Regions from separate parts of the Homo sapiens genome. Here region 1 is linked to region 2. Evidence: chromatin loops called from intact Hi-C (ENCODE). Cell type or tissue: CD4-positive, alpha-beta T cell. All regions are shown on one strand.

Region 1 (2,500 bases), 440 kb before region 2:
GGCTAGTACCCTGGTCCTGCACCAGATAACCCTCAAAGGCACCACCATGTGTTACTACACTGTGGGCAGATTGGACCACATCTGTCTCCCAGGTGAAGAGGGGAGATAAAATCCATTTAAAGAGGGCATTGCCCAAGAAAATGTGAGATTAATGGAAGAAGGTAGAAAATGAAATGAGAAGAAGGAAAGGGGAAAAATAAGGAAAGGTACATGAAATCAAGAACTGCACCAGTAAAGAAAAAACAAGGAGAGAGAAGATCCTGGATATTGCTCTTTCTCCAATCTAACATTTTCATTCTTGGTAAAGGTCCGGTGTCAAGTTCATAAATTGAGCATTATTTTTCTGAGAAATATCTGGGCTCTCTCGATTTTTTCAACTATAGCACATGCATTGAAAAGTAAATGAATTTTGAAAATTTGCTAACATGAAATCATTATATCAATATTTTTATTTCAACATTTCCCTAGTTTTCTATGTACCTGTATTCCATTTTTATGACTAATCACTTTGTAAATTAATGTGTAATTGTTTAAGTATCTACGCAATATAGAATAAAAAGTGATACTTCATTGATTTTCTTCTGACAAGTTCCTAATCACTGTTGGGTTTCATCACACTTCCACTGTTTCTATACATTTAAATACAAACTCACAGTAAACATACTTTTAAAAATCGTAAATAGGATCACACTATATATAAAATGCTGTGGTTCAATTGAATAAGAGACAGAAGCTTTTGCAACTCAGAAAGTTTAACCCACCTTATACTTTTTTGCAAGTGTAGTAAGTAACTCACAATACAGAGCTACCATAATGTATTGACTATCTATATTGAAAGAATATTTAAATTTTTTTCCACTTTTTTAACCATTGCATGCAATGTACAGTGCTGTAAGTGTATTTATAAGAGTATTTCTTAAGAAAAATTCCTGGCCAAATGGAAATTTTGCATTCAGTAATATGTAAATAACATATGTAGACATTTATTAATTATATTTCAGCTATCAGAATATCAGAGTATCCATTTCCTGACATTATCAACAAAACTGAATATTAATAGTATGATTCTGAACTCCTTTTGCAATATGACAAGTAAGAGATGATAGAAAGGGCCTTTTCACAAAAATGCAAGTTACGGGAAACCAGTCCTTAAGCACTGAAGTGGCAAGAAGAGACAGCAGTCAGAGGAATCTGGAGAAAGTTGCTGTAACAGTATGGAAAACATTTATATATTTTTTCTTTTCTAACATAAGCATTTAAGAATATATATTTCTCTCTATGCACTGATTTGGCTGCATTCTACAAATCTCATATTCAAACATTTTTGTTTCTTTAGGAGAAGGAGGAGGAGGTGAAAGTGGAGGAGAAAGAAGCATTTCTCTAGCAGTACTGTGCTTGGTTCTGAAGTGGCAGTGTTTTCATTTCTTTCATTCCATTTCCACCTCCCACATTTTGCAGATCTGTGTGTGTGTGTGAGAGAGAGAGAGAGAGAGAGGAGAGAGAGAGGAGAGAGAGAGAGAGAGAGAGAGAGAGAGAGAGAGAGAGACTTGTCTCAGATTGGCTGGGCCAACTCTGTGTTTCCTGTAGAAATGTTTGAACATATGAGAGAGCAAAGCAGAGTGTTTATCTTGTGAGCCATTCTCCATATTTCAGATATAAGATTTCAGTTCTCAGTGAGTCTAAGTGACAGAAGGAATGGAGACCCTCTTGGGCCTGCTTATCCTTTGGCTGCAGCTGCAATGTGAGTTAGAGGGAAATGGAAATGAGCAAAGAGCAGGCTGACTCCAGGACGTTTCTCCCAGGAAAGAGGGAGAAAGAAAGGGAGTTGTTATGCCTGTATGGTTTACTGGGAATTTCTGTGGAAATTGAAAAAATAAATTTAAAGGTAATTTCTAAGGAATCATTAGCCACTAACCAGTCTATTGCTCTTTTTCTGAACAGGGGTGAGCAGCAAACAGGAGGTGACGCAGATTCCTGCAGCTCTGAGTGTCCCAGAAGGAGAAAACTTGGTTCTCAACTGCAGTTTCACTGATAGCGCTATTTACAACCTCCAGTGGTTTAGGCAGGACCCTGGGAAAGGTCTCACATCTCTGTTGCTTATTCAGTCAAGTCAGAGAGAGCAAACAAGTGGAAGACTTAATGCCTCGCTGGATAAATCATCAGGACGTAGTACTTTATACATTGCAGCTTCTCAGCCTGGTGACTCAGCCACCTACCTCTGTGCTGTGAGGCACAGTGCACAACAGGCACCTGCAACCAATACCCAAACTCTATAGCTGGGGCTCTAACTGCATGTTTTATCTTGAGACTGAGCAATGTTTTTGCATTAAGAGGACTTCTAAATTGACACTGTCTCCACACAGAAGCAATCAAATACACAAAACTTGATGTAATAATCTGAAATTAAACTATGAATTCTCTGATCTTTAGATTTTTATCAATTTTAATATAAATAATAGTTTTATTTCAATTAATTTACATGCCATGAAGTTCAGTCTTT
Region 2 (2,500 bases):
GTCAAGTGCTAATGTGGCATGTGAAGAGAATTCAGGCAGAATGACTGCATCTTCACTTTCATCTTGTGTGATAATTTTAGCTTTGAGTACTGCAAGTGTTTGGGAGAAATGGTAGAAACATAGAATATCAAAGAGACAAGCAAACCAAGAGACCCAGAGAGGCAGGCAGACGGAACGTCAGGCAGTATAATTTTACAAAACTAATTCAGTGTTGTGTCTCTCTCTGCAAATGGCAAGGTATCGGGAAAGGTGCTAAGAGCTAGTGCTCCGGGTGGGGCAGGATTATCTAAATAGAAAACTAAGCACTGATCTCAGGGGGAAAGTTTAAACTTGGAAATCTCTGGGTTTGGTTTTTTGTTTTTTTCCAATGAAGTTTATCAGTGTGGCAGCACATCTGCATTTAATTAATGACAATTTGGGTGAGGCACAGAATTAACTGTTAAAAACAACTATTTCTATGCAGCCATAAAAAATGATGAGTTCATGTCCTTTGTAGGGACATGGATGAAACTAGAAATCATCATTCTCAGTAAACTATCGCAAGAACAAAAAACCAAACACCGCATATTCTCACTCATAGGTGGGAATTGAACAATGAGATCACATGGACACAGGAAGGGGAACATCACACTCTGGGGACTGTTGCGGGGTGGGGGGAGTGGGGAGGGATAGCATTGGGAGATATACCTAATGCTAAATGACGAGTTAGTGGGTGCAGCACACCAGCATGGCACATGTATACATATGTAACTAACCTGCACAATGTGCATAAGTACCCTAAAACTTAAAGTATAATAATAAAAAAAAACAACTATTTCTGAGATAGATAAATGATAGAGAGAGGGAGATACTGGATATATATACACAGTTAATGACAATTTGGGTGAGGCACGGAATTAACTGTTAAAAACAACTATTTCTGAGATAGAGAGAAAGAGAGAGATACTGGATATATATACACAGGGTAGAAGAATGTAGAGAGAAACATGGGCAAATATATTCTTTTGCACCTACAATTAAAAGCTGTGGAAAATTTGAATATGTTCACTTTGTAACCAAAGACAACCACACAAAATGGAACGGAAAGCATGCTTGCAACAGCGAGAACTGGAAGTATGGAACCTTTCTGTCTTAACCACTCAGTTGCCTAGAAGAATCTTTTTTCTATTTTGCTGCATTAGAAATTAAAGGCATGAGTATTGAGGATTTGGGTAGGTCAGACTTTTATAGTGACAATCACATTACAAAGCACCTCTTAGCTAGGTTGGATAAAGCACCTTTAAACATCAAAGTCTTTTTCTTCTTTCTGGATGAGATAGAAAAATGGTCTCTCCTCACTCTGTATCTAAGGACAGGGGGCTCAGAGAGTTCCAGACTTACAAAGTGAGACTGCAGCAGAGCTGAGCCATGGGACCTGGAGGGACCCAGTGACGGTTAGTCTGCTCCCTCCCACGGGTGCTATAGTAGCCACAACCGTTCAGGAAACCGTCCCCAGGTGAGAACGTAACACACGCAGGGAAAATCCCACTGCTACTAAGAGCAACTCAGCATAAGAATGCATTACCCAGCAAGGGACAGTCAGAGGGGCTCTAAACCAGAGCCCCAAATATTTGAAAACTTTATGTGGAAGCCAGCTATAACAAGTTCGTTTTCCAAGCCGTGCTTCCAGAAGCTGTTAGTGGTTGGTAGTTGCTAAGGGTTTTGAAACTGGAGGACATCATAGCAGAGTGGAATTATTTGGCACAAGGGGCTATGATTAGAATTAATGAGATGAAAGAAAATTCTGGCTAGAAGACTAGAAAAATCCGGAAAGAAAAGATACAGTAAACCTTGGGGGAGTTGTAGCATTTATCCTAGTCCAAGCAGCAAAGAGCAGACAGAAGCCAAATTCCAATAAACAATTGGCCTTTTTACTTTTACAAGTTTCTGCAATTATCACAATGTCTTCAGCTTCTTGGGCAAATATCAACAGGTCCTAAATGCAAAGTGGAACAGTCCTCTGTTTCCAGAACCGAGTAGCTTAGCCCCGCCCCACACACCACCCATGCTCAACCACTGTTTTTGTAGAGGAGTTTGACGCTGTGTGGAATATGGAAACAAACTGGTCTTTGGCGCAGGAACCATTCTGAGAGTCAAGTCCTGTGAGTATAAAACACACTCAAGTCCCAACCTGGGTTTCATTGCATATTAAATAAACTTTTTCTGGCTGGGAAGTATTTGATTCTAAAGAAAGGAAAAGTGAAATTCCAAGCGCAACGCAAGCATTTCATTAGTGTGATTCATTAAGAATTTCCATGGGTTGCCTTCGAGAGCGTTAATCACATCCATTCACTGGTGAGACCCACAGTTTGAAAATTGAGTTAAATTTGAAAAAAAAATTGTCACCATCTCTGTAGACCACAGTGCTTGCTGTTTGGGTGTCTAGACTTCCAAAATGGAACCTCAATCTGTAGTTTCGAGCTTGGAGATTTATCCCGAGCCCGTGACTTAGAGATGTGTA

Evidence for each region. Peaks named below come from ENCODE experiments on the same cell type or tissue, not always from the same donor. Only the 100,000 strongest peaks of a DNase experiment are listed, where the experiment ranks them.
Region 1: a loop joins it to region 2, with 3 times the contacts of the local background. A loop is called at or near these places in 2 of 110 quality-filtered maps.

What each region holds. Positions count from the first base shown.
Region 1 is chr14:22,050,826-22,053,325 of GRCh38, forward strand. It overlaps TRA and TRAV21. Among named protein-coding and RNA genes, the nearest start is that of OR4E1, 380 kb to the left of the region's middle. In CD4-positive, alpha-beta T cell, no CTCF peak of the experiment used is centred here; a DNase peak (open chromatin) is centred at 1,526; H3K4me3 peaks cover 798 bases; H3K27ac peaks cover 451 bases.
Region 2 is chr14:22,490,767-22,493,266 of GRCh38, forward strand. It overlaps TRA and TRAJ47. Among named protein-coding and RNA genes, the nearest start is that of TRD-AS1, 9.1 kb to the left of the region's middle. In CD4-positive, alpha-beta T cell, no CTCF peak of the experiment used is centred here; DNase peaks (open chromatin) are centred at 1,475 and 2,035; H3K4me3 peaks cover 2,430 bases; H3K27ac peaks cover 1,173 bases.